Regions from separate parts of the Homo sapiens genome. Here region 1 is linked to region 2. Evidence: chromatin loops called from intact Hi-C (ENCODE). Cell type or tissue: OCI-LY7. All regions are shown on one strand. Each heading gives the region's core, and the rest is flanking DNA. Links, peaks and the distances in the headings are about the cores only.

Region 1 (15,471 bases), core at 7,989-10,488, 50 kb before region 2:
GTGGGGCTGTGATCTAGAGATATTTTATGTTAGTACTCCACCACTTGTGTTCAATCCCACTTTAAATCCTAACATCCAGCATGGTTTGAATAAGTAAAACAGTCACATGGTATCTGAAAAACAAGGTACCATACAGATAGACTGAAGCTTCTGCATAAGAAGATGTCACTAATGTTTACCATTTATTTTTTATTATTTTTTGTTTTTTGAGATGGGGTTTCACTCTTATTGCCCAGGCTGGAGTGCAATGGTGCAATCTCAGCTCACTGCAACCTCTGCCTCCCAGGTTCAAGTGATTCTCCTGCCTCAGCCTCCTGAGTAGCTGAGATTACAGGCACCCACCACCACACATGGCTAATTTTTGTATTTTTAATAGAGATGGGGTTTTGCCATGTTGGCTAGGCTGGTCTCGAACTCCTGACCTCAGGTGATCCACCCGTCTTGGCTCCCCCAAAGTGCTGAGATTACAGTCGTGAGCCACTGTGCCTGGCCCAATGTTTAGAATTTAAAATGCAAGTGTGATTGCTGGTACGCCGGCAATTTTCTAGATGAAGCAGGTCAGTTACACAAGGCAAGGGCATGCTGTTAGATAATTTCAAACTCTAGGAGCAACGATATTCTAGACGGAGTAAAACTACCACCAAAAAAAGCTGAGCAGTACAAGTTGAGATAGGTACTGTCCCAACTTGTGTTTCAGTTTGTCTTATTATGAATTGAATCTAGAATCAAAGAGAAAACTGCTTGGTAGACTTAAAGAATCTGCATGTCTTATCTGAAGTCTAAGATCTGAAAGTAAACAAAAAAGGTAAGAGACACTGCATCAGCCTTATGTGTGGTAGAAAGCAACAAATTAAAACATGTATTGCAATTGAAAAAAGAACAGTACACATCTATCATAAAAGAATTAGCACAAAGAATGCTGAGGTTCTCGAAGTGTTCACTGAGGAGCCCTGGGGTGCCAGAGAGTATTTTCACTTTTCATAGGGAACACAGCGACATCTATGGGACACTGTGAGAACTACTAGCGAAAGGTAGTTCATAGTTTCAACATTAGAATATTCCATATTCCTTCTGGTGATGTCATAAACCCATCTTTGCTAAGGTGGGTTTTCAACAATAAAAAGCAACTTCCTATGAAGAATCACTGTGGAAGAAGACATGAGAGTGCAGTTATCCTTATGATCCCAAGATGTGGGAAGTTATATAGTGTACAACAGGCAGACATGTCCCATTAGTTAATTGTAATCATGTACTAATGGAATAAAAATATTACGTTTTCTCTCAGTATTTGTATTTTTCAAAAACTCCTGTTTTAAGACTTAAAATACTAACTAGTAAGCACTTCTTAATAAATGGAACTGTTGGGTATTTCTTTAGGTCTAGGGACACACTGCAGAAACATTACAAGGACACTGAGGACACTGAATTGAGAAAGTCTGGAAACTTTGATAGAAGTGGAGAGCTGGGCTCCACTGCTGAAATGAAAAGGGCAAAAGAAGAAAATGAGAACCAGGCTCCACCGCCAAAAAGAAAAGAAAGGTCAAAAAAGCTTTCTGTTGCCACTAAAAAACAGAATAAACTCAATACCTGGAAAATTCAAGAGCTGAGGAAAGATGAGATTTCTGCAAACGTGTACACGAGCGATGATATTGGTCTTCAATGTGCCTCTGAGGACAACATAGGCTTTGGAAATTTATCAGTGAGGGTCCTAGCAGCATGCAGATAGTACACTGAAAGAGTTTAACTAAAGAGAGTTTTTTAAATTGGCTACTTATGGAGATGTGATTAAAGTTAAACCAACAAGGAATGAAAAGAATCTGAGGACAAGCAACAGTAGAAATCCATTATCACTCTTAGCCTGAAGGGGCAAGAGGAACTTAAATCATTGCCAGAATCTGATTTAGACTAAATCTTAAAAAAGGAACTACCCGACAGGAGTTGGTGGCCATAGATGAATGCTGTTGTGAAAAGCAAGGCAAGGCAAGGAAGGAGAAAGGGAAATACACACTGCGACTTTCCTTTCCTCCTAGCTCTTGGATCTCTTAACAGTGTCTCTCATTGTAAGTCAGAGCCAAGTAATTCAAGTGAACTTTGTAGTCATCAGCCCAAAAACAGGGTAGGACAGGGAAGGAAGGACAATGGAATCCACTGGGGAAAAACAGAAAACCACCACCTCAAGAAACAATAATATATGTTTTCAGTTCAGCAGTCCAATGAGAGTGATTCTCCAGCTGGAACAAATGTGACAAAAAGAGGGAAACTTTGGGATCATATGGGAGGATGAGAAATACAGAGACAACAGTAGGAGACAGAGATAATGGAGACTATTAAGGCCATGATCTTGGCAGGAAAAGTCGGCCTGCTATAGATGTGGGTTACTGCCTCTGCTCCCTTTATAGGAAAGACAAAAACAACTATGATAGAAACTGCTATGCTCTATCAACTATGCACAACTGCTTCCTATGTCAATCCACATCATATAAAAAGTTCCAAAGACTCCTAATTATTCCAAACCTATTGTATACTTTTCTGCCTCCATGTCTTTACATATATAGCTTCTATTTCTAATCTTATATCTTATTCTCCAACTCAAACCTATATTGTTACATAAGATTTTCCTACTATTCTTTCCCCCATACCAGTCCAAATTCTCCTCATCAAGGGCAAGTTAAACATCCATCTCTTCTACAAAGGCATCCTTTAAATCCAGCCCACATTTTTTCCCCAAGGTTTTTTGAACGCAGCTATCTTTTTATGTATCCTTGTAGGAACTTATGTTCTCAAATCTGAGGACTCATGGTTGTCATCATTCTGGAAGTTACTGGCTATTATTCCTTCAGATGTGGCCTCTGCCCCATTCCTTCTAATCCTTCCTTCTGGAACTCCACTCCGTGTGTTAGTCATTCTTAGTTTATCCTTCATGTCTCTTAATCTTTCTTTCATATTTTTCATCTCTTAATCTTTTTGTGTTGTATTCTGGGCAACTTCTTTAGCACTTTCAGGCCACTAACTCTCTCTTCTTTTCTTTAACATATCCTCTTAGTTTTCCATTTCAGAAGTTATATTTCCTATTTTTTAGTTCTACTTGGTTCTCTTTGTCATCAGCACCAACAATTTATCAATAATGGTCAATAATGTTTCATCTCCACGTTTCCCCCATAATTATTTGAAGCAAATTTCAGACATCTAAAATTTCATTTTATTTATTTATTTTAAAACTCTGCTTAGTCTTTTTGGCTCATCACCTATCCTTTGCTCATGTTTTCAAACTCTTCTATTCTTTAAATACTATAATCATTTAAATATTTAAACACAAACTTTAAAATATTTTATATTATATATTTAATAATCCCATTATCTGCTTCTGCTTGGTCATGGTGGCTATATCCTCATGTATTTTAAAATTTTGTATGCAAGCTCATGTTGGTAGAATTATTATTCCCCTAAGCTTCTGAAATACAATTTAATAGTTTTTTATTTTGTCTCAAACAATTTATTTTTAACCTACCAGGCCTTAGGGTCCTTTATGGAAGGAATACCTCTGGTGCTTTTGCATTCTTTGGCATTTCTTTTTAAAAATTCTTCTTAAAATTTCACTAATTTTAAAAATTGTTTTCTTTTTTGTGTGCATTTATTTATAGAATAGAGATGAAGTCTTGCTGTGTTGCCCAGGCTAGTCTCAAACCATTCTCCCATGTCAGCCTCCCAAAGTGCTGGGATTACAGGCATGAACCACTGTGCCTGGTCTCTATTACATTTCTCACAGTGCTAAATGGAGGCCTTGAGTATTAATTTACAGATCAGAGAGGTAAGAAAAAGCTAAAATGTCTACACTATGTTGTAGAGCAGTGATTTCCTAATAACAAGTGAGGCACAGATAATTAAATCAGATTCAGTTGTGTGGAGCGAGATGAGAGTAGGTAAGGAAGACATTCTCTCTCTTTTTTTTTTTTTTTTGAGACGGAGTCTCTGTCGCCAGGCTGGAGCGCAGTGGCGCAATCTCCGCTCACTGCAACTTCTGCCTCCCAGATTCAAGAGATTCTCCTGCCTCAGCCTCCTGAGTAGCTGGGACTACAGGTGTGCACCACCACATCCAGCTAATTTTTGTATATTTAGTAGAGACAGGGTTTCACCATGTTGGCAAGGATGGTCTTGATCTCTTGACCTCGTGATCCGCCCACCTGAGCCTCCCAAAGTGCTGGGATTATAGGCATGAGCCACTGCACCTGGAAGACATTTTCTTTCTTTTTTTTTTTTTTAAGATAGAGTTTTGCTCTTGTTGCCCAGGCTGGAGTGCAATGGTGCAACCTCAGCTCACCGCAACCTCCGCCTCCCAGGTTCAAGTGATTCTCCTGCCTCAGCCTCCTGAGTAGCTAGGATTACAGGCGCTTGCCACCACACATGGCTGATTTTTGGATTTTTAGTAGAGATGGGGTTTCACCATGTTGGCCAGGCTGGTCTTGAACTCCTGACCTCAGGTGATCCGCCCGCCTCAGCCTCTCAAAGTGCTGGGATTACAGGCGTGAGCCACTGTGCCTGGCCCTGACATTTTCAAATTTATACCTGCCCTCCCTTCTCAGATTCTGACCTGTATCTATTTGGGAATCACTGTATTGACTAGAGTGTGTTGTATTCTTTGGGTATGCTGCAGCAAAAAAAAAAAAAAAGGTTGAGCAAACCTCCTTTTCAGTTTTAATTATTTTCATTCATCCCATTAATACTTAGTGAATATGTATACTAAGTGTCTTCTGTGATAGAGATACAAAGATAAGTAACATATGGTCCTGCTCTCAAATAGTTCACAGTTTTGCTTTGGAAGACGGAAATTCTGGGAGACAGAAATGTAAATCAATACTGGCAATACAGTGGCATATACAATATGCACAATGACACAAAACAGAGAGCTGACCAATTTTTTTGTAAGGGAAAGGTAGTAGGAAGATCAAAAAATATCATAATTGCTCAAATTGGGTTTTGAGAGCTATATCTAAAGATTAAAGGAGAGGACAAAGTCATCAGAGGGGAAAAAACATACAAAGGTAAGGAAGTATATAGTACATCATAGGGATAGGAAACAGTTTCATATAGTTAAAGCCTAGAATATAAGTAGAAATGCTGTGAGAAATAAGAATGAAAACATGGGCAGAGATAAGTCATGAGGAGCTTAGCATGACTTGGAGTAGAATTTGGTCTTTAACTTGAAGTTACAGGCTGGTACTAAAGGGTTTCGGTGTAAGGAGGGGTAGGGATTGGATCACATCAGGCAGTACAGGCTGAGTATCCCTAACCTGAAAAGCTACAAAATCTGAAACTTTCTGAGCACAAATATGACAATGAAAGGCAATGCTCATTGGAGGATTTGGGATTTCAAATTTTTCAGATGCTCAATCAGTTTGCATTTTTAAATGCAAAGATTCTAAGATCTGAAAAAAAATTTGGAATCTAAAATACTTCTGGTCCCAAGTATTTCAGATAAAGGATATTCAACCTGTATAGTTGCTAAAAAGAAAAGCACTGGGATCAAACTGCCTTGCGTATGCATGCACACTCAATAAATGTTTGTAGAACAAATAGGTTAAATCTTAATCCCACACCACTTAGTAGTTCTGTGACCGTGAGCAAGTTATTTAACTTTGCTGGGTCTCAGATTGCTCACCTGTAAAATATGTGTTAATGGTATCAACCTTGCAGCGCTGTGTGAGAATTAAAGGAGTTAATACAACTCCAGTACATAAGTCAATCTCAATATGTCGCCTTTTATTATTATTGTGATATGCAATGAAGAAAATCTACACTGCCAAAAGGATAGACTAGAAATAGAGACAAGTTTGCTAACTCTAATGAAGAACAAAAGCCGTGGCTTCAGACAGACTTGACTTTGGTGAGAGATGCTTGTGTTGATTACTGGCTCCACCACTTTCTAGCTGTGTGGCCTGAGAAAACTAACTGAAACTCCTGGAACCTCAGTACTCTCTAAAATAGAAATAATTGTATGTATATCATAAGATTATTGTGAGGATTAAATTAGACACTATACATAAGGTTTTTTGTTCAGAACCTATAATGGCAGTAGAAACTTCAGTTTAACATATGGGAGGGTGAGGAAGAACAGATTCTGAACACAACTTATTTTTCAAGAATCTTGTCTGTGAAAGAAAGACCTATCAATAGAGCTAGGACGAAGCAAAATAAAAATTTTTAATGGGAGGAATGTGAGTATATCCAACAAGAATAAGATATCAGAAGAAAGAAGTGGTTAAAAATATAGGTGCTAATAGGGCTAACTTATGAAACAAGGCTATAGGAGACTAGAAAGAATGGAAACTAGAGGGCAACTTGAATGATCATAGACTGTAAACAGGAAAGAGAGAGACTTCGTTCTCTGAAACCAAGGAGGAAGATACAAAAAAATTAGCAGGTGATAGGAGAAAGCTGAGGTCTGATGGTCTTAAATCTAATCTATAAAACAAAAGCAAAGGAGTCTGACGTGGGGTAGAAAACTTGAAGAGACAGGCAAAAGAAAAGTTGCTGGTAATGAAATAAAAATGTAAAATGTGGGATAACTTTTACAAGCCTAGCTAAGATTGAAAACTAAAATTTGCAGTAGTAAATGTGATCATTCAGGATATAGAGCAGAGAAGCAACATTCAGGATATAGAGTAGAGAAGCAGAATAGAAATTATTTGCTATTGGGAGTTTCCACAGCAGGTAGGTATAAAGATAAGGTCAAAGGATGCTGTGGCAGTATCAGTAAAGAAATGCTTCAGAGTAACATTGGTTTTAGGGTAAATAGAGAAGAAAATTAAGTTTGGAAGGGGCTGATAGCATGAAAATATCCTGAAGAATCAAGGAAATGGAAATATTTGATCAAATATCTAGCTTTGTGATAATAAAAAAAACAGCTAGAAGAAAAACAATAACAAGAGCTATCGTTTACTGAATACCATTATGTACAAGGTATTATCCTAGGTGCATTAATTAGTTAGCTAATTAATGAAAGGGTTTCACTCTGTTGCCCAGCCTGGAATGCAGTGGCATGGTCTCAGCTCACTGCTGTATTCAACTCCTGGGCTCAAGTAATCTTGCCTCAGTCTCCCCAGTAGCTAGGACTACAGGCTTGTGCCCCAAACTTGGCTAATTATTCTAGGTGCTTTCTGTAGTTTATCATTCAGGACAACAAGAGAACTGGTGAAAGGCTGGCATATTGATTTTTTTTTTTTTTTTTTGAGACAGAATTTCGCTCTTGTTGCCCAGGCTGGAGTGCAATGGCATGATCTCGGCTCACCGCAACCTCCGCCTCTCGGGTTCAAGTGATTCTCCTGCCTAAGCCTCCCAAGTAGCTGGGACTACAGGCATGTGCCACCATGCCTGGCTAATTCTGTATTTTTAGTAGACATGGGGTTTCTCCATGTTCGTCAGGCTGGTCTTGAACTCCCAACCTCAGGTGATCTGCCTGCCTCAGCCTCCCAAAGTGCTGGGATTACAGGCGTGAGCCACCGTGCCCAACAGGTATATCGAATTTAAGATTTCAATTTGTGTAGCACAGTTCATTTAAAATGACAAAGGAGTAAAGGTATACCAGAGTTCAGGAGTTCAAAGAAGTTTAAATAGTGGTATATTATATGGGTTGTTTACATATACAGTCCACCCTCTGTATCTGTGGGTTCCTTATCTGTGGATTAAACCAACCACGACTGAAAATATTTGGGGAATAAAAGGATAGTTGTATTTGTACTGAATATGTAGACTTTTTTTTCTTGTCAATATTCCCTAAACAATACAGTATAATAATTTATATAGCATTTACATTGCACTGGGTATTATAATTACTGTAGAGATGATTTAAAGTATACAGGAGGATGTGTGTGGGTTATATGCAAATACACCATTTTATATAAAGGACTTGAGCATCCATGGATTTTGGTACAGGGAGAGGGAGTCCTGAAATCGTTCCCCATGGATACCAAGGGACAACTGTATGCAGATATTTTAAATCCCTCATAATGATGGCAAATGTTGGAAGGAAGAATAAAAGTCATCCTTAATGAATATCAGAGAGTACCTGATGTTCAAGAAATAACAGAAACAAAAAAGAAAAAAAAGTAGGCAATTCTATACTGCTGACCTATGAACAATACAAGTTTGAAATGTACAGGTCGACTTATACGTGGATTTTTTTTCAATAAATATACTGGAATCTTTTTTGGAAATGTGCAACAGTTTGAAAAATCTGCAGATGAATCACATAGCATAGAAATATCAAAAACATTACAACAAAGATATGTCATGAATGCATATATGTAGATACTAGTCTATTTTATCATTCACTACCATAAAATACACAAATCTATTAGAAAAGGTTAGAATTTATCAAACTTACACACAAACACTTACAGACCATACATGGCACCATTTATAGTCAAGAGAAATATAAACAAACATCAAGATGCAATATTAAATCATAACTGCATAAAATTAACTGTAGTACTGTACTACTATAATTTTGTAGCCACCTCCTAATGCTCTTATGGTGAGCTCAAGTGTCAACAGTATCCATTTAAAACACTATGTAAATCTAATTATTTCTGCCTGAGCAGTTCATCTCTCTAGTAAATTGCATATGGCAGTAAAAGTGATCTGCCTCAGTTCTTGCATATTTTTCATGGTATTTAATGCAATACCATAAACCTTGAATAATATTATGGAACCCTTACAAAGTACCACTAGTGATGCTGGAAGCGCTCCCAAGAAGGGGAGAAAAATCATGACATTACAAGAACAAGTTGAACTGCTTGATATGTATCCTATATATTGAGGTTTGCAGTTGTAGCTTCTGCCATTTCAATATAAATGAATCCAGAATAAGAACCACTGTAAAAGAAGAAAAGGAAATTTCTGAAGCTGCTGCTGCAGCTAAGACGGCAGGCACAAAAACCTTGTATTTTTTGCAAAATAGACTGTCTATGTTATCAATAAGGCTTCTGGTCCACAGTAGACTATTAGTATTTAAGTTCTGGGGGAGTCAAAAGTGTTATGTGGATTTTCGAGTACATGGGTTGGAAATGTAGGCTTGTGCTCCCTAGCCCCTGCGTTGCTCAAGGGTCAACTATACAGCTCATAGTCTCAAAGAAGTCATATAGCCCCAGAGGAATACATGACATGTTATTTATTTATTTATTTATTTATTTTTTGAGACGGAGTCTCACTCTGTTGCCTAGGCTGGAGTCCAGTGGCACGATCTTGGCTCACTGCAACCTCTGCCTCCCAGGTTCAAGCGATTCTATTGCCTCAGCCTCCCGAGTAGCTGGGTTACAGGCATGCGCCACTATGTCCAGCTAATTTTGTATTTTTAGTAGAGACGGGGTTTCTCCATATTGGTCAGGCTGGTCTTGAACTCCCGACCTCAGGTGATCCGCCCGCCTCGGCCTCCCAAAGTGCTGGGATTACAGGCGTGAGCCAACGCACCCGGCCGACATGTTATTTTTAACAGCGGTGGAATCTGGAAGCAGCAAAGGAGGGGTAAAAAAGATAAGTGTTACAGCTTTGTTACAAGTTAAAAAACAGTATCTCAGATGAAACAATACTCCCAGTGTCAGACAGTTTATAACATGTAAAAAATTAAAAGTATCTTTGTATTCCTACTCTTGTTCTGCTATATTATAGTGCTTTACTCCCCATTAAAAAATCTGTGACCAGGTATGGTGGCTGCATGCATTTTTATCCTTTTCTAGGGAGAAAGCATCTTTCTCACTGCCATGGTTGCTATGAGAAATAATTTCCCCATTTTCCCTAAATATCTGGATAGGTCTTTACCTCAATACTCTTATTCAAACCTCAGAATCTGTTATCTGATAGGAGACTCTGGAAGACAAACTGGACATGAGGAACATAGCCCATTCCTTCTTTTCTGTTGAAAGCCAGGCTGTTCAATGGAAGTAGTTTGCTCTTTTCCTCCCTGCTTTAAATTTTACACAGATCGGGGCCTACAGTGATCCAAGAGACTGGACATAACCCCACTCTTGCTGCATACCCAGCCATACTCTCAAAAAACAGCTTATTTTTTCAGTAATATGGATATTTTATTTTCCATTAGTCATTTCTTTGTTTCTCTCAACTAGTTCAAAACCTGGGCAACTCCACACACACAGCTTTTTTTTTTTTTTTGAGACAGAGTTTCACTCTGTTGCTCAGTGCAGTGGTGCAATCTCAGCTCACTGCAACCTCTGCCTTCTGGGTTTAAGCAATTCGCATGCCTCAGCCTCCTAGGTTAGCTGGGATTACAAGTACCCACCACCATGCCCGGCTAACTTTTGGATTTTCAGTAGAGACAGGGTTTCATCATGTTGGTCAGGCTGGTCTCAAACACCTGACCAAGTGATCTGCCCACTTCGGCCTGCCGAAGTGCTGGGTTTACAGGCATGAGCCACCACACCTGGCCCACACACAGCTTTAAATTGGTTACTTTAGTGTCTCATTCTTAAGAAAGCCATGGATGGCCACACATTTGCCCAAATATACAATATGATAAGCAGACATCTTAAAAGAGACCTCAGAAGTAGTAGAGACAATTCAAGAAGAAAATTTAAAACTGATATTCTCAGTTTTAAGAGATGGTATTATCTCCATGAGAGAAAAACAGGGTGTTGTTTTTCAAAAACTAAACAACAAAAATGAACTTCTAAAAATTAAAAATATGACATCAAATGTAAATTTTTCAGTTGTAAAAATTTCCTAGAAAGTAGAACAAAAAGACAGAAACCATAGACAAAAGAAAATCACAGGATCAATCTAAGAGGTTTAACTACCAAGAGAAAACACTAAAAATGGACATGAGAAAATTATCAAATAAATAACTCAAGGAAATTTATTGGATCTGAAACAAATAAGCTTTCAAACTGAAAGTGCCACACAATATCCACCAAAAAGAATGAAAGATACCCAAGTAAGATACACTACTGTGAAATTTCAGAATCCCGGGGAAAAAAAGATAAAATCTTAAAAGTTTTTAGAGATCTAGCAGATCTAACAGATCATGATTAAATATTAAAAATCAAGGGAGACACAGAATTCTCGACTGTAATACTGAGGCTAAATAATAATTACACAACTCAAAATTAATGAAAGTAATTTCCAACCTATTAGGTTGGTACAAAAGTTATCACAGTTTTTGCAATCAAAAGTAATGGCAAAACCGCTATTACTTTTGCACCAACCTAAAAGAATTCTATACTCCAAGTATGATAGTAGAATATACATATTTTCAGACATATATCATCTCTAAAACTTTATTTCATTCACCCTTTTCTCAGCATGAAAATGAAGGATATGATTCACCAGCATGAGGAGGTAAAGCAAGAAGATGGAGTGATCCAAGACTCAAGTGATCCAATGTAGAAGAGAGTTCTCAAGATGATAGTAAAACAAAGTCTCAAGATGAAAGCTGTGTAGCAGCTATATAAATTGGAGCAGAAAGATGTAAGGCCCCAGAAAGGATGCTTCTAATGGGGAAGAAATGCGGACTAATACATAACCAAGCATACCTGCTTACATAGAGTTGTTTCAGAGTCCTTCTGGAGCTTTTGGGGATAAATAATAGGTATGCAGAAAACTAAGCAAAACAAAACAAAGAGGTATTTAGTGGCCCTAAGGGAGGAAAAGGTATTAAAAAGGAAATATAATCACCATACAGAACTTGGTTCATCTATGGACAATCTTTATAGTTATAATAAACACTAGATTACTGATTTAACATAATTATTTGGGAGAATGAGAATAGGAGTGCGGTGGTTTAAAAGTTAAATTCCAATCTTCTTTCATGTAGTGTGAGTCAAAAATTTCTGAAAATTAGAAACCAATAAATGAAAAGTCCCTTGGGTTCTTATAATCTTATTTTGTTGTTGTTATTATTATTATTATTATTATTATTATTATGAGATAGAGTCTTGCTCTGTCGCCCAGGCTGGAGTGCAGTGGCGTGATCTCAGCTCACTGCAACCTCTGCCTCCGGGGTTTAAGCAGAGTCTCAGCCTCAGCCGCCCAAGTAGCTGGGATTACAGGCGTCTGCCACTGCACCCAGCTAATTTTTGTATTTTTAATAGAGATAGGGTTTCACTATGTTGGTCAGGATGGTCTTGAACTCCTGAACTCAGGAGATCCGCCCGCCTCGGCCTCCCCAAAGTGCTGGGATTACAAGCATAAGCTACTGCACACGGCTAACTTCTTATAATCTTGTGACTTGCCTTACCTTGCCGTTTCACTCCTGTCATCATACTGTCATACCAGTAACTATAATCCTTCCACAATCTCAACTGTCTGCATCTTTCTCTCTGAACATTATCTCCTAATATTCTAGTTCACTCTCTCTAATACTTCAACATCCACTGATATGACAATCCCACTGTTAGTCCCAATCCATGAATCCTACCACCTTTTTACTTGTCCTAACTGCTTCTATACTCTCTTTCCCTCCTTTCCCAGTGATCGGTCGACATTTTCTATAGTTCTGCTCTTAACAACACTGAAATCTGCTAAAATTGTTCTAAGCTTTGGTTCTAAGGACAGGGCTCTTCTCTGTTTCTAATATTGATAAAGAACTTCTACTACTATGTTAGTAACGTTATTCTAAAGGAAAGGTGCAAGGGAAAGAGTTAACAGGTCTTAGTGTAACATTTTGTCATTTATTTCAATCTCTCATGGGAGCTTCATTAAGCTTTTTATAACAGGAAGGCTGAGGGAATTCAGGAAAAATGAAAAATTGCATAGCTACAAGAAAATATAAAAGAGTAACCCGACAGAATAGAAAGAACACAGAGCTGGTAGTAAGTAGACTTCATTAAGAATCCTGGATTAGGCCAGGCACGGTGGTTCAGGAGTGTAATCCCAGCACTTTGGGAGGCCGAGGTGGGTGGATTACCTGAGGTTGGGAGTTCAAGACCAGCCTGACCAACATGGAGAACCCCCATCTCTACTAAAAATACAAAATTAGACAGGCGTGGTGGTACATGCCTGTAATCCCAGCTACTTAGGAGGCTAAGGCAGGAGAATCACTCGAACCTGGGAGGCAGAGGTTGCGATGAGCCGAGATTGTGCCATTGCACTCCAGCCTGGGCAACAAGAGCGAAACTCCATCTCAAGAAAGAAGAAAAAAAAAAAATCCTGGATTATACCCTACGCTAGTTACTTAGCCTGAGGGCCATAATTTCCTTAGTTTGTAAAATGGAGCTAAATTATACCAACAATTTAAAAACGTTTTTTCTAATAGCAAAATCCAAATGATATTTTACATAAAATCCCAAAACAACACAAAAGACTGTGTTGCGTCCTGAGACAATTCTGCAGAACACTGAAGCTCCACAGAACATAATTTGAATTTTTCTAGATCATTCTAGATCTAGATCATTTCTAGAATTATCCTACAACTCTAAAAAGAACCATGAATTTTTTATCTTGAAATGAAACAGTACAGACGACTTAGTTCCCGAATGCCATAGAAGACAAAGTTGACATATGAGGCAAAATGCTGGAAACAAACATGTCAGTTTAAAGCAACATTTTCTATAAATTTTTTCTTCTCTTTTTTACTAAGGCCGCTTGAAATGTTTCCATCTATGTTTTTATAAACATTTTTTATAGTCTATAAATACAAAGGATAAAAGAATAGAAAGCACATGAAAATGTAAAATATACTATGTAAACAGAAGGACCTATTTTAATAGGGAATGTGGTTTCTGCCAAGGAAAAGTTTATAATCAAATTAGGGATAAGAAAGATGCCTCTCAAGAACCTAGAGGACCTGCTTAACATGCACAATGTCTTCCAAATTTTAAAAGGAGCATTATTCCAAAGTGGGAAAAATGCCTGATGCCATTGAGGCGAAAAACATTTTCAGGTGAAGATTACAATGGCAGGGAAAGAACAAATAACAGTTATCACAGTCTTTTATTGTTCTAAGCTTGTAGTTTAGGTAATTTAAAACCATATTATCTCTTCCAGGCACTCTTCATCTTCTGCTGTTTCCTCCTCTGTGCTACTGTTATCTTTCTATCTCATTCAAATCACCAGAGAGAAAAAGAGCATCCATTTAAAAGTTAAGACACTGAAGGTCTAGTACCAGTCCTGAAATTTACTGGTATGTAACTAACCTGGATCTTGGTTTCCTCAACTACAAAATAATGGCAAGATTCTAAATTACTTGTAATTTCTCTTTTCAATATAAAACTTTATTAACAATAACCTTGTTATAAGAAAAATCTCCTAGCTAGTCATTTTCCCTCTAATAACAATTCTTTAAGTTTCATTTTGATATTACTCAGTAATTACCTTAAATAGGCTCGAAATGAAAGGAAATGACATTCAACCAGGTAGTTCTCCATTCTCAAATCCCCTTTCATAATATTCAAATTCATAGCCATACTTCAAACCCCAGGTTAAAAGAAAGAATATCCCTGAATGGCTTAAATGTACCGGCAATGCAAGGTATTTTACATATACTACTCTTGGTTTTTCATCCTAACAGTTCTGTGAGTATTACATTCCTACCTCCACTTTAGAGACTGCAAAACATTGAATGCTTTAAAAATGTTTTGGTGATTACTGTTCTATCCTCTACTTTTAAAACTGGGAAAGAATTAAAATTGAATGCTTTCCCAGTTTTAAAAGTAGAGGCTTAGAACAGTAATCACCAAAACATTTTGAGAGCACACATAGTTAAGCATTGTAAATCTGCTTTAACATAATTAATTTTTAGAATAACATATATACCATCAACCTAAATACCAAATAATAAAAAAGTTTAGTATCTTTCTTAGTTTTTAGATAAAATTACGATTACGTTTTAATATTTTCCTCTCACAACCCAATGAATGGACTTGAATCTAAAAGTTACCACTATGGATTTAAATCTACTGTGGACCAGGTTAACTTCTGATGGGTTCTATGGCCACAGACTGAATTCTAGCTATTCAAATTATTCTTGAAAGACACAAACACACAGAAGGCTGGGTGACCAAGCCTAATAGCTCATTTCAAATATAGCTCGAGTAAGATAACCTACACATGGTGAGCCAGAAGAATCGCCTTAGCTGTTAGCGCATTAAGATCACCAATATGCTTCAATATTACACCTTACTGATCTTTAAGTTTGCTATGAATGAAACATTTTCAAATTACTACACAAATGAAAGATCCTACAGCAATCTGATATTCATCTCTATATTAAGGTAGATTTATGCATAACTCATTGAATAAGAAATGTAAAAAAAAAATCTAAGTTCTATTTTTATTCTTGTTAAGAATACAACTTGTTGAAGCCTTCTAAAAAATATAACTCACATTTAAAATGAATTATAATTAAAATTCAAGTAAAATGTTAGTCCTCTTACCCTGTCCAGTTCCAGTGTAAACTTCTGGTCCCATGACTGATTGGAAATGGGTTTCCAGCTAGTTTGGCCAACCACAGTATTATCGAGCTTC
Region 2 (15,471 bases), core at 4,398-6,897:
ACTATAGTGACAGAACAGGTCAGTGGTTGTCAGGGAATATAGAGGTGAAGAAGGGTGTGACTACGAAGAAAGAACATGAGGGAGATGTATAGGGCATTGGAACTATTCCTTTTTCTGAATGTGGTGGCAGTTAGATGAATTCATCTTAAAATTCATGGAAAGGTATACTAAAAATATATATACAATTTTACTACACATTAACTTTTTTGGAAAATATATCATAAAAAGAATTCAAGTATTAGGGAATCTATACATTTAATCTCATGATTTTAAAGACAAGGAAACAAATCCAGGAGTGCAAAAGAGCAACTTACTAATGATCACACTATTTAAGTGGGCAGGGCAATAGTAAAAAAGAAAATTAAATCTTCATTTCTATTCATCCAAGACCACAAACTGTTCTTTAGTCATGAACAAAGTTCCCTCAATACAGATATATTTTAGGAATTTAGAAGAATTTGCTAAGATTAACCCCACAAAATCCCAATATTATTAGGTATATTATATTACTAAATTAGTAATTCCCTTCTGAATATTTCAAATATTGAAGAAAATATTCACCAAATTAATAAGTAAAAACCAATCTAAGTTTGGTGGGGTTTGAAAATATAAGAATGGTACAAGAAAAGGAAATAAAATGAAAACAGAGACTATACACTACCCAAATTATTATCTATACTTAATAAAATATTAAAAAATGTTCTTATAGTCTTCTTCAGTGATGACATACTTAAAGAAACCAAGATTCAGGAAACCGGATCTTTCTCAAACGAGTGTCAGGTTCCAACTAAGGCTTAGATTACTACTCCATTTTAGAGATCAGTAATCTTTTTTCATAAGGTACATTTAGCCTCAGCTAACCATCACTGTAATTTCCACATAGAATGACAACAGTACCCCATTAAACTATTTTTATTTCTAATCAAACAAATTATATATTTATGGGGTATAATGTGATGTTTCATTACATTTATACATTGTAGAATGATCAAATTAGGCTAAGGTATCTATCACCTCAAATATTTATTTCTTCGCAGTGGGATTTAACAACCTTTCTTTTAGCTATTTTGAAATATACAATACATTGCTATTAACTATAGTCACCATGCTGTGTAATAGATCAACAGAACTTATTCCTCCTGTCTAACTAAAACTTTTTAACCTGTGACCAACAACTTCCTCTTTCCCATTTACCCATCCTCCCCCTCCCCAGTTCAAGCCTCTGGTAATCAGCATTCTCTTCTACGTCAATGAATTTGTCTTTTTAAGATTCCACACATAAGTGAGATCATTAGCTATTTGTCTTTCTGTGTCTGGTTTATTTCATTTAGCATAAGGTCCTCTAGGTTCATCCATGTTGCAAATGGCAGAATTTCCTACATCTTTAAGGCTGAATAGTATTGCACTGTGTTTATATACCATGTTTTAAAAATCCATTTGTCTGTTGATGGGCACTTCAGTTGTTTGGATATCTTGGCTATATAATGCTGGAATGAACATAGGAGTGCAGACATCTCTTCAACATGCTGATTTAAATTTCTTTGAATATATACCCAGAAGAGGAATTGCTGGATTGTAAAATAATCCTATTTTTAGTTTTCTCAGGAACCTCCACACTGTCTTCCAAAGTGGCCATACTAATGTTACAATACCACCAACAATGCACAAGGCTTCCCTTTTCTCCATATCCTTGCCATCACTTACCTTCCATTTTTTTGATAATAGCCAATCTAATACACATGAGGTGGTATCTCATCGTGGTTTTAATTTGCATTTCTCTGATGGCTAGAGATACTGATCATTTTTTTCATATTATCTGTCGGCCATTTATATGCCTTCTTTTGATAAATGTCTACTCAGGTCCTTTGCCCATTTTTTAAATAAGATTATTTCTTTTCCTTGAATTCAGTAGTTTGAGTTCCTTACTGACCCCTTATCCAATATATAATTTATAAATATTTTCTCCCATTCTTTGGGTTGTCTCTTCACTCTGCTAATTGTTTCCTTTGCTGTGCAGAAGTTTCCAATTTGATGCAAACCCATCTATCTATTTTTGCTTTTGCCTCTGCTTTTATCCAAGAAATCACTGCCTAGACCAATGTCATAGAGCTTTCCCTCTATATTTTCTTCTAGCAGTTTTATAGTTTCAGGACTGACATTTAAGTCTTATAAACGTATAAGGTAAGATAAAGGTATAAGGTATAAAGGTATAAGGTTTAAAGGTATAAGGTATAAAGGTATTACGTATAAGGGTAAGATAAAGGTTCATCTTCCTTCTTCTGCATGTCGATATCCAGTTTTCCCAACACCATTTATTGAAGACTGTCCAGTCCCCACCGTGTGTTCTTGGCAGCTTTGTCAAAAATCAATTGATTTGAATTGCGTGGGTTTATTTCTGGGCTCTCTTTTCTATTCCATTGGTTAATGAGTCTATTTTTATGTCATTATGATGCTGTTTAGATTACTATAGCTTTGTAATATTTTGGAATTTGGTAGTGTGATGCTTCTAGTTTTGTTCTTTTTGCTCAAGATGGTGTAGGGTCTTTTCTGATTCCATATAAATTTTAGGATTTCTTTTTCTATTTCTGTGAAGAATGATGTTGGGATTTTGATACGAATTACCTTGAATCTGTAGATCACATTGGGTAGTATGGACATTTTAACAATATTAAGTCTTCCAATTCATGAACACAGGAGATTTTTCCATTTATTTGTACCATCTTCAATTTCTTTCATCGTTTTCTATATAGAGCTCTTTCAATTCTTGGTTAAATTTACTACGTATGTTTTATGCTATTAATGAGATTGTTTTCTTAATTTTATTCAGATATTATATAGTTAGTATATAGAAATGATACTGACTTTTGTATGCTGATTTTGTATCTTGCAACTTGACTGAATTCCTTTATTAGTCCTAACAGCTTTATGGTGGAGTCTTTAGAATTTTATACATATATGTAAGATTGTGTTGTTCACAAACAGACAATTTCACTTCTTCCTTTCCTATCTGTATATCTTTTATTTCTTTTTCTTGCCTAAGTGCTCTAGCTAGGGCTTAACAGTACTATGCTGAAAAGAAGTGTTGAGAGTGAGCATCCTGATCTTGTTCCTGATCTTAAAAGAAAAGCTTTCGGCTTTTCACCATTAAGTACAATGTTAGTTGTGGGCCTGTCATATATAGACCTTCTTGTGTTGAGAAACATTTCTTCTATACCTAATTTGTTCATAGAATTTTTATCACGAAAAAATGTTGAATTTTCTTAAATGCTTTTTCTGCTCCTATGGGGATACTCTTATGGGCAAAAATCATATGATCATCTTTAAAGTATTTAGAAGATGAACAAGAAGCTCAGAGTATCATGGGCATGATGAGAAAATAAAAAATTCATTTCCTACTACTCTTAAGAATAAATGAATACATTTATTTTACAAATAACTTTCTCAAACAATCAGACCTTGACATTACAATAAGGAATATTTCAGAGTTTTATAGTTTAAAAGTTCATCTGATAAAAATCCTTATTTTACAAACAAGAAACTGAAGATTCAGAGATTATTATTACAGAGGTGAATTAAGAACAAGTCCCTAGCCGGGCAGGATGGCTCATGCCTGTAATCCCAGCACTTTGGGAAGCCGAGGTGGGCGGATCAACAAAGTAAAGAGATCAAGACCATCCTGGCCAATGTGATGAAACCCTGCCTCTACTAAAAATACAAAAATCAGCTGGCTGTGGTGGCATGGAGCCTGTAGTGCCAGCTACTCGGGAGGCTGAGGCAGGAGAATCACTTGAACCCGGCAGGCGGAGGTTGCAGTGAGCTGAGATGGCACCACTGCACTCCAGCCTGGTGACAGAGGGAGACGCAGTCTCAAAAACAAAGAAAAAAACAGAAGTCCCCTAACCACTTAGACAGTAATGATTTACACAATGCAGACTTAAATTTTGTCCCTCTTTCCTTCAGTCATTTGTTCTGCTTACTAAGCTTATGTACCCACAAGACAACAGGAATTAGTCAAACACTTCTGTTATAAATCCACTCATACCTTTCAGAACTGAAAGCAAAGCACAATGTCCTTGAAATCTTCTTGCCAGACCTAATCTAAAATAAATTCATGGGATTACCTTAGTGTGCAAGGTAAAACATCTAAAATTTTATGGCAAACTGACCTAAAATTAATGACATTAATTTTAATCCTCTATGTTGTGGTTGTTGCTTTTAGATTGTTAAGTTAGTAAAATGGAAAAAAGAGAAAATGACTTATTACCAAGTTGTGTAAATATGCCATTTGCAAACAGAATTTTTTTAATAAAATAAAAATTTGACGAACTTATCAAGTTTATTCTAAACAAACTGAAGTATTAAGAAGTCACAGTATAAAGTTATATTTCATATATCATCTGCCCTCCAATTATCTGAAATGTCAGTATTAAAAATGGTCAGTATAAAAAGTTTCTGGCTTTATCATAAAACTTTTAAGTCTTTGTTTTCTAAGTTATTTAATGTTTCAAGTGTCATAATAATTAGGCTTTGATACTAATTCTAAAGACTAATATAAGATGCGATTTGCTGGGTGTTTTTCTATTTTGAGATATAATATTCCCAAGTAAGCATCTACTATGTTTCAGTTTCTGTAATAAGCCTTGAAAATAGATGAGTGAACACATGTCCCTCCCTTCAAGGAGGAGACAGTTTAGTGATATAACATGTACAGAAATACATTACAATGCAACAATGAATGGACAAAGTAGCACAGAGAAGATAAAGCAGAGAATGTCATGGAAGGTTTTATGGTAATACCTAAAAATTGTTTTTTAAGGGTGATCAGGAATTTGATAGGACTTAAAGGAGGTAATTTCTTTATATAAAACAGTAGGAAAGACAAATTCAATCTAAAGTGATAGAAGATGGATCAGCGGGTTCCTATGGCCAGGGTTGGGGATCATGGGTTAGCTGGGAAGGAATATACGAGAAGCACTGAAGTGATGAAAATGTTCTAGATCGATTGTAGAGATGGTTAGCTGGGTGCACACACACAATTGTTAAAAATCATTAAATCATGTACTTAAAATACGTGCATTTTGTCATACGTAATTTATACTTCAATAAACCTTTTATTTTTGAGACAGAATCGCTCTCTGTTGCCCAGGCTGGAGGGCAGTGGCACGATCTTGGCTCAACACAACCTCTGCTTCCTGGGTTTAAGCAATTTTCATGCCTCAGCCTTCCGAGTAGCTGGAACTACAGGCACACGCCACCACGTCGACTAATTTTCGTATTTTTAGTAGAGACAGGTTTTCACCATGTTGGCCAGGTTAGTCTTGAACTCCTGGCCTCAAGTGATCCGCCTGCCTTGGCCTCCCAAAGTGCTAGGATTATAGGCACGAGCCACTGCACCCAGCCACAATAAAGTTAACTTTTATAAAACGAATGGGGAAACCAAATGGGCTCCTCGTGATGATAAAACTCTTCTATATCCCAGCGAATCACAAGGTAGTTATCAGTATTCTGTGAGGAGGAAAATTTCTCTAAATAAACAGCTCCAGTGCTGTTTCTTATTTTAGACCGCTCCTAAAGATGTAACAGGCAAAAAAAAAAATGTAGAGTTTGGCAGAGTTCCATGGAACAGGCTATTTCTAAGTTTATATAATATTACCAAAAAACAGCATTTTCATAATACATTATTTCCATTTATAACATAATTATAGAGTGTGTAAGAATACTAGATGAAGAGCTGAAGCGTTCTTTTTAACTAGATTGGTGATTCTGAAAAAACTAATTTGCATCTTTGGGATTATTTCAATCTAAAATTAGAAGGTGGATTTCCTATTATTTCTTTCATTTTAAAGTTTCGATTATTCTTACAAGGTTGAAATCTCTACACAGAGAGCCTCCTAATAAAAGCCCTAAATCCCAGATGTTGAAAGTGATGTCGAAAAACAAGTTTTAACAAGAACACTAAATATCAGTAGTGTTTTCTGCAACTTTTGAGATGGTAAAAATTTAAGGTTCTTAGCCAAATTTATGTATTTTCTTAATCAAAATTAAAATTACTTACATCTATTATTTATTAGCTAATCACACACGTTCTTCTAAATTTTCTACCATGCTATAGGTGTATTACTCTATACACTCTCACACTCTTTTTCTTTGCAAATAAAAAAATTGACAGTTACAGAGATTGATAATGTCTTGAGGCCTTGGCTTAAACTTAAACGTAAGTTTTTGTATGAAAAGTTATAGAAAGACTATACATACTGATGGGTGAATATTGGCACAAATATAGAATTTTTTATCTGGAAGGATATACAACAAAAAGTAATGTTACCTTTAAGGAGACGGTCTAAGAAAGAAAGAGGTGGGTTTTCAATCTTTATTTTCTGTACCATTAAAAAAATTCCAACATAAATATTTATTAATTCTATTGTTTAAAAATTATGTTTTTATATTGAAATCATAGGTTATATTTTCCTCTTATTTTCTATAAAGAAAATAAAAGTAATGTGTAACAGTTTTTTCTATTATGTTTTTCTTTTTTGAACACTATGCCTAGTAGTTTACTTGTTAATTCAGTTGCTTAGAGCACAAAGAATGAAGGCCATAGGTTTGACTAATTACATTTGCAAATAATAAAACTATCTCTTGTTCAAAGAACACAGTTTTAACTTTAAGTCAGCTGGCAAACTTGTGCTGTTGATTACAGGATGAATCACGTAAAAGCATGTGATTGACTCAATACAAAACATTAATACTGGAGACTCACTCTAAGTAACGTCCTACTGATAGAGAGTAAGAGAGAATACATTAGGGTTATTAAATTCTAAGTAAACATTTCAATTTCCATACCTATCAACTCCTGCCCTTCTAAACAGAATATAAATAAGACCTTAACCAAAAGAGAAAAAGTCTCTCTACTTTCAGAAAAGCTAAAAACTATTCATGTCCCCAAACTTACTATTTTCTAAAAAGATACATTTTTTTTATTAATATACCATATAAACATCAAATAAAGCACTACTATACCTGTAATATCTTCTGGATCTGATACAACAATATGTGCATTTAATTCCTGCAGCTTGTGATGTAGTTCTTCTAATTTTTTATTTGATTTTTTCAAAATGTTGTCTACATAAGCCAAACTTTTTTTATCTGTTGTGACTTTCCTCAGATTTTCAGCTCCTTCTTTGATTTTCAGTTCTTTCCTTATTTCTCTCTTAATTCGATCCTTGATATCATCCAATTTCTGCTGCACCATTGTATCTGAAAAGTCTAATTTTTGAACAGCACTCACATTCTCAGAAAACGGAAGACTTCGGGAATCCCCCTACAGAAAAAATAAACATACAAATGTGGGAGTTTAGGAGAGTTGGCTGCTCAGTAAATATGCAGTGTTTTCAGCCTAAGAGAGTCTTTCTTGATTACATTACATTTAACTATATTTAATTATCTCCTTAATAAGCAATAGACCAACTACTTACTGACTTTTATTATAACCATACAAAATCATAAATTCAAGAACTCACTGGCTACTAAGTAGCATTACTTGACAAATACATTTATATTAAAATAAAGTGAACACATCTACACACAAAGGCTGTGTAAAGATAGCGGATTTTGGTATCTTAGGAACCCAGGTTAGATCCCAACCCCTACACTGTGAACCTTGAGCAAGTTACTTAACTTTTCAAATACTCAGTTTTAATAGTCTACAAAATCTAAATAATAATAGTAGCCACCTTTTAGAGATACTGTGATAATTCACAAATATTGTAAATGAAGTTCTAAATACAAGTACTGGGTCACTGCAGTCACTTAATAAATAAAAAGTATTATTAAATTCTATAGGTAAACACTAAAAGCCCAGACTTCATCACTACATAATATATTTATGTAACTAAACTGCACTTGTATCCCTTAAATTTATACAAATAAAAAAATTCAATAGGTGAATCATTTTATCTTCTGTAAGAAACTTCTTAAAAATAAATGAATATTGGCAAAATAGATACCTTTATGACCACTTTTTAGTTAATGAATTAAATGTACTAGGGCTTGGGAAAACTATATTCAGAACTCCATTTATACAGTTGTTCTTTGGTATGTGTGGGAGGTTGGTTCCAGGATCCCACATATACCACAATCTAAAGATGACCAAGTCACTTATATAAAACGGTGTGGTATTTGCATATAATCTAAATACACACCCCATACTTTAATCTCTAGTTATTTATAATACACAATACAAGTGGTATGTAAATAGTTGCTATGCTGTATTATTTGTATTATTTTTTATTTTTTTTTTCCCCTAATACTTTCAATCTGCAATTGGTTGAATCTGCAGATGTTGAATCCACAGATATGAATGGCCAACTGTATACTTCAAGGCTAAGTACTCCAATTGGTAATTTGGTTGACTCAGTACAAAAGCATCATTACTTGAGAACACCTCTAAATTGTGTTCTATTGATGGAAGCTAAGACAATACACAGTACAGTCACCTTAAAATGAAAATCCAATCAGTTAAGCACAGCTAATCTATATTTACAACAACTAAAGTTATGTTCTAGCTATTTCTATATCATTTACTGTTTCAAAGTCCATTACTATAATACCATTGGATTTAAAATGTTTAAATTCTGAAACACAAGAAACCAAAGATAATGGTTACCTCTAGGGAGGAGATTTGAGTTTATGAAGGACATGGAAAAGAAAAAGACACACTGTGCAGCCTTTTTGTACCTTTGAATCACAGACCTAATTAATGCAAAGATTTTCTTTAATTTTTTGAGAATTCCTCACACCCATATAAATAAGTTGATGCAAGTACTTTCTACATTCATTCTTAATTTCTAAAAATTATGTATCATGCAAAATAGTGAAAAGGGTGAGCTTATGGGTGATACGGGATCTCGTCTTGGTTTTCATATCAATTTACCTTGTGCCTGCAGGTATATTATGCAAAATATGAAGTAGTTGATTTCTATAAATCTCTTTTTTTTTCTGGTAGAGATGGGATTTTGCCATGTTGTCCAGGCTGATCTCAAACTCTTGGCCTAAGTGATCCTCCCACCTTGACGTCCCAAAGTGCTGGGTTTACAGGCATGAAACACGTGCCCAGCCTGTTTCTAGCTAAGAATTCCTTTGAAACGCCAACAAAAAATAGTACAAAGAAAATTTCATGTTGTTATGTATACTTACCAGGTTCCACGGATCCTAGGTTAAGAATTCCTAAAACAGGTAATCTACACCTGTTAGAAGTTGTATTTCTGATCTGTCACTATACAGATAAACAATGATCTTCTACCTGAGCCAAAATGCTGTCTAGATTTTTCACTATTTATAATGGAATATAAGTCCTACGATCCATTTGGTTTCCAAAGTTTAAGTGTCTATCCTTGGCAAGTTGTCAACAACACTAGCACATGTCTATTGTCAAAGAATAAAATCCCAAATTCATATTGTCTAGTTTCAGGTAAAGTGGACTGAGGCAAAAAATGCTTAGATAAAAAATAGTTTAAGCTAGTTCCATTCCTCCAAATATTTTTGTTTCAATCCTTACACATTTATCAGAAAACACTTTATGAACTGCTTTCGCAGATTTGTTCTTTAATATTATGTCCAAAGCCAGAGGTCTGCAAAATTTCCTTGTTCATGGTACTCTTAATATCTCAGGAAATTATTCCTTATTTCTCATAGGCCAGAAGAAATACCTAACACTTTCGTTTACTGCCTACCTCAACTCCCATTTCTTTCCACTTTGTTCCTTAAACTCCAATCATATCAAATTATAAAACTTTACTTCAAGAAATCATCTCTCTTGGCTCAGCCACTAAGCATGCTTCACCTTTGGTATGCACCATCTCTCCTTTCTCCTGCAGTTATCTCTTTCAAGTATCTTCTTGACCCTGTTAACTTTTACTTTGTTTCAAAGATCAAGAACAACTCTTGCTGGGAAACAATTTCCTGTCCAAAGCCTTTCTTTAGAATTTAGTTGAATGCCTCTCCTGTGTGCTCTGATATTGTGTACCTTATTGAAACAATTACCCCTTTTTTTTATCTGACCACTCTTCAAAGACTATGAGCAATTTGAGGGCAGGGCTTATGCTTGGCAGATTAGTTTGGTTTTTTTTTGTTTGTTTGTTTTTTAATGACTTGTCCATTATGTTATTTAATATTCTTCCTTTACAATTAAGGAAAACCTGCCACTGCTGAGGAACTCATGCTTCCCTCTATCTGATAAAGAGAATTTGGAGAAGAGGCAGAGTCAAGATGGCTGAATAAGACTCTCCAGCGATTGACTCCCCACAGAAACATAAATTTGAACATGATCTATGCATGAAAGTAACTTCGCAAGAGCCAAGGAACCAGATCAGAGATGACCATATCTGGTTTTAGCATTACTAAGAAAAGATCAACTGAAGAGGGTAGGAAAGACAGAGGTACAATGCCTGAATCACCTCTCCCCCAACTATAAGCACAGCACAGAGAGAGACACAGCCCACTTGGGGTAAGGAGAGGGAAGTGAGTGCAGGACTTTTGACTTGTAGCTCAGCACTGGGTCTGCCGTGGTGAAACCCAACACCAGGCAGAACCCCATGCCCCTTAACCCCAGACCAAGCTAGGCAGACAAGGACCCATCCCGATACTATGTGGAAACCTGTGGCCTCAGTATGACAGACTTGTGTTCTGGCATCTACAGTAGCCTCAAGCCATGAGTGAACTTCAGCAGCAGGAAGGCTACAGTGGTATGGGCCTGATTGGTGCCCCGGGGATGTAGTAGTCCTGGTGGCAGGACTGGGACCCCATTATTCTTCTTCCAACCCTAGGCAGCACAGCTTGGAGAGTGCCTCCATCTACTGGGGGAAAAAGAGGGATACAAAAGCAGTACTTTGATCTTGACTCAGTGACAAGTCTGCCATGGTAAGACTCCACACTGGGCAAAATCTGATGGCCCACTGATCCCAGGCTGGCACCCAAAGACCGTGCCTCTGAACTCATTTCAGTGTCAGGCAGAGAGACATGGCCTCAGTGGAATAGACTCAGGGGTACATCACTACTGTCTGTCTGCAGTGGACTTGAGCCACAAATAAACCTCAGCAGCAGGCAGGCTATAGTTCCATGGGTCTTGGGCATATCCCTGTGCTGTGCTTGTCTTGGCAGCTATGGTTTTCAGGTGTGAGCTAGCATTACGGTGGCCGTCCTGGCCACAATACTGCCTGCTCCACCCCTTCCCTCAACCCCAGGCAGCACAGTGTGGAGACACTGATGCTTGAAAGAATGAGAGGGGAACAGGTACACAATGTTGCTTTGGAGCATGCCATGGTGAGGCCCAAGCACTGAGCAGAGTGACACAGTGCCTAACGTGTCCTGGCCCCAGTGGAAACTCACACACCCAGAGAGACACTCCAGTCTCTCCCCTAGTCAATCTGGGCCAGAACACAAACCAACTGTGAATTCACTGCAAACCTGGGCTTACGGTGCCATCTAGTGCTGAAACAGTGATAGTGGCCAAGGGCTCAAAGAACACAATAATCGCCCTGCTTAGAATTTCTGGAAGAACAGGAACAAACCACCACCAGGCTTTGAATGGGGAATAAACAGCTAATCCCTCAATGTTCAGATGTCAGGGCAGGCCAAAGGCATGAAGAATATTCAGGGGTCGGGCACAGTGGCTCACGCCAACAACTGGGAGGCTAAGGTGGGTGGATTACCTAAGGTCAGGAGTTTGAGACCAGTCTGTCTAACATGGTAAAACCCTGTCTCTACTAAAAAATATAAAAATTAGCCAGGAGTGGAAGTACATGCCTGTAATCTCAGCTACTCAGGAGGCTAAGGTTGGAGAACTGCTTGAACCTGAGAGGCAGAGGCTGCAGAGAGCCGAGATCATTCCACTGCACTCCAGCCTGGGCAACAGAGTGAGTGAGACTCTGTCTCAAAAAAAAAAAATTTTAAGAAAGCATTCAGGAACCATAATTTCATGCAACAAACAAAATAAGGCACCAGGAAACAACCCTAAAGTGATGGAGATGTGTGATGTCTCAGAGAATTCAAAAGAGCTGTTTTAAGGAAACTCAATGAACTTCAATAAAACACAGGGGAAGAATCCAGGAATTTATCAGAGAAACATGAGAGATTAAACAAACTGAAATCCTGGAGCTGAAAAATACGATGAACAAAATGAATGCAGTAGAGAATATCAACAGCAGAATCTATCAGATACAAAAATCTGAGCTTGAAGACAAGCTATTTGAAAACACATAGCTGGAGGAGAAACAATTAAAAAAAGGGTAAAAGGGAATGAAGAAGTTTACAGAACAATGCAACAGTATCAAAAGAGCAAATATTTGGGTTACTGGGCTTCAAGAGGGAATTGAGAATGACAAATGGGAAGAAAGCTTATTCAAAGAGATAATAACACAAAACTTCCCAAAACTAGAGAAAGATACAAATTATCCAGGTACAGAAAGGTCAAAGGTTACCAATCAGATACAGCCCAAATAAGTGTACCCCAAGAAATACCATAATCAAATTCTCAAAGATCAAAGACAAAAATATTTTGAAAGCAACAAAAGCAGCAAATAACATATAAGGAAGTCCCAATCTGTCTAGCAATAGACTTCTCAGCAGAAACCTTATAAGTCAGGATGAGTGAGATGATATATTCAAATTGTTAAAGAAAAAAAAAGATTGGGGGTGGGGGGGGGGGGGGTGGGCTGTCAACCAAGAATACTGTACCCAGCACAGCTATCCTTTAGAAATAAAGCAGAGATAAAGACTTTGCCAGACAAATGAAAACTAAGAGAATTTATCATCATCAGATATGTCTTACAAGAAATGTTAAAAAAAAATAGGCCAGGAACAATGGTTCACATCTGTAATCTCAGCCCTTTGGGTGGCCAAGGTGGAAGGACTGCTTGAGCTCAGGAGCTCAAGGCCTTGGGTGGCATACCAAGACTTTGACTCTACTAAAAATGAAAATTAAAAAATCAGCTGGGTGTGGTGGCGTGTGGCTGTAGTCCCAGATACTTGGGAGGCTGGGGTGGGAGGATCATTCAAGTCCATGAGATCAAGACTGCAGTGAGCCATGATCGCACCACCGCCCTCTAGCCTGAAGGACAGAGTGAGACCCTGTCTCGAACATACAAGCAAACAAAAAATGCTAAAAACAGTTCTTTAAATGAAGAAAGAGACTCTAATGTGTAACAAGAAAACATCTTAAAGGTATAAAACTCACTAGTAAGTATACTGGAAGATGGAATACTATAATACTATAAATGTGATACATAAAGCACTTGTATCTTTAATATGAAGGCTAAAAGACAAAACTATTAAATAATAACTATTTTAATTTGCCAAGAGATGGGTAATATAAGATGTAAAATGGGACATCAAAAATTACAAATGTGGGAGAAAATGGAGTTAAAAGTAGAGTTTGCTTTTTCTTTCTTTTCCTATCTTTACAATCAAAGTTGGGTTGCTATCAGTTTCAAATATCTCATTTTAAGATTTTTTTCATAAGCTTCATGGTAACTGCAAAGCAAAAACCTATAAGAAATACACCAAAAATAACAGGGAAACCATCAAAACACATTACTAGAGAAAATCACCTAACCATAAAGAAAGACAACAAGAGAACATAAATAGCCAAAGTAATCTAAAGCAAAAAGAACAAAGCTGGAGGCATCATACTACTTGACTTCAAAACACATTACATAGCTATAGTAATCAAAATAGCATGCTACTGGTATAAAAAAGACACACAAATCAATGGAACAGAAGACAGTCCAGAAATAAATCATCTATCTACAGTTTATTAATTCTTGACAAAGGGGCCAAGTACACTCAATGGGAAAAGGGCAACAAGTGGTGTTGGGAAAACTGGATATCCACATGAGAGAATGAAATTAGATTCTTATCTCTCACCACAGACAAAACTCAACTCAAAATGGATTAAAGACTTAAATGTAAGACCCCAAACTACAAAATCACAAGAAGAAAATATGGAGGAAATATAGGGGAAAGCTCCATGTCACTGGTCTAGGCAAGAATATTTTGGACAAAACCTGAAAAGCATGGGCAACAAAAGCAAAAACAGTTTGAGCATTCTAAATCCAAAACTCTAAAACGCTCCAAATTTTTTTTTTTTTTTTTTAAAGATAGGGTCTCACTCTGTTACCCAGGCTGGAGTGCAGTGGTACAATCATTGCTCATTAGCAACCTTGAAACATTGAGCTCAAGTGATCCTCCCACCTTAGCCTCCCAAGTAGCTAAGACTACAGGTGGGCTCCACTATGCCTAGCTAATTTTTATCTTTTGTAAAGACAGGGTCTTGCTACATTGCCCAGGCTGGTCTTGAACTGATGGCATCAAGTGATCCTCCTGCCTTGACCCCCCCAAATTGTTGGGATTATAGGCGTGAGCCACTATGAAACCTTTTGATTGCCAACATGATACTCGAACTAAATGCTTATTGGAACGTTTTGAATTTTCAAAATTTGATTTGGAATGCTCAACCACTAAGTATAATGCAAATATTCCAGAACCTGAAAAAATCCCAAATCCAAAACACTCTGGTTGTAAGCATTTCAGATACAGGATATTTAACCTGTATAGACAAATGGAATTGTATCAAACTAAAAATCTTCTGCATAGTAAAGGTAACAATCAACAGAGCAAGGATGCCAGTCATAGACTGGGAGAACACATTTACAAACTACACAACTGATAAAGGGTTAATACCCAAATATAAAGAACTCAAACACTCAATAACAAACAAATAACCTGATCAAAAAATGGGCAAAAGGCCTACATAGACATTTCTCCAAAAAAAGAACATACAAACAACCCACAGGTGTATGAAAAAATGTTCAACATCACTAATCATCAAAAAATGCAAGTCAAAACTATAATGAGATATCACATCACTCTAGTTAGAATAGGTACTCTCAAAAAATCAAAAGATAGCAGGTGTTGATGAGGGTATGGATAAAAGGGAACCCTTATACACTGCTGGTGGGAATGTATAGCCATTATGGAAAACAGCATGAAGGCTACTCAAAAAATTTTAAACAGAACTACCACATGATCCGATAAATCCCACTACTGGGTATATATATCCAAAGAAAATGAAATCAGTATGTTTTACAGATATCTGCACTCCTATGTTTATTACAGCATTATTCACAATAGCCAAGATATGGAATCAACCTAAATGTCTATCAAAGAGAATAACTATTTTTATGTTTCTTGTTACATATTCCCAACTTTTTTGTACCCATTAACCCATCCTTCCCTACCCGTTTTTCCCTGCTCCCCTCTCGTCCTCTCATAACTACCATTCTACTCTCTACCTCTATGAGAACAACCTTTTAGATTCCACCTATGAATGAGATCATGTGGTATTTGTCTTTCTGTGCCTGGCTTAGTGTCCTCTAGGTACATTCACGTTGTCTGAAATGACAAGATTTCATTATT

The links. Hi-C counts contacts between places; a loop is a spot of excess contacts. Peaks named below come from ENCODE experiments on the same cell type or tissue, not always from the same donor. Only the 100,000 strongest peaks of a DNase experiment are listed, where the experiment ranks them.
Region 1: it touches region 2 in a loop (5-fold over the local background); 5 of 110 quality-filtered maps call a loop at or near these places.

Annotation. Positions count from the first base shown.
Region 1 is chr1:88,786,123-88,801,593 of GRCh38, reverse strand. PKN2 (protein kinase N2) reads right to left here. Exons shown (of 22, transcript NM_006256.4): 8 at 15,381-15,471. It overlaps LOC124904214 (a long non-coding RNA gene), which reads right to left and starts at 11,959. Exons shown (of 2, transcript XR_007066211.1): 1 at 11,541-11,959; 2 at 1-9,499. In OCI-LY7, for the core only: no CTCF peak of the experiment used is centred there; no DNase peak of the experiment used is centred there.
Region 2 is chr1:88,732,838-88,748,308 of GRCh38, reverse strand. It overlaps PKN2 (protein kinase N2), which reads right to left. Exons shown (of 22, transcript NM_006256.4): 2 at 7,021-7,321. It overlaps LOC124904213 (a long non-coding RNA gene), which reads right to left and starts at 6,461. Exons shown (of 2, transcript XR_007066210.1): 1 at 6,326-6,461; 2 at 3,402-5,568. In OCI-LY7, for the core only: no CTCF peak of the experiment used is centred there; no DNase peak of the experiment used is centred there.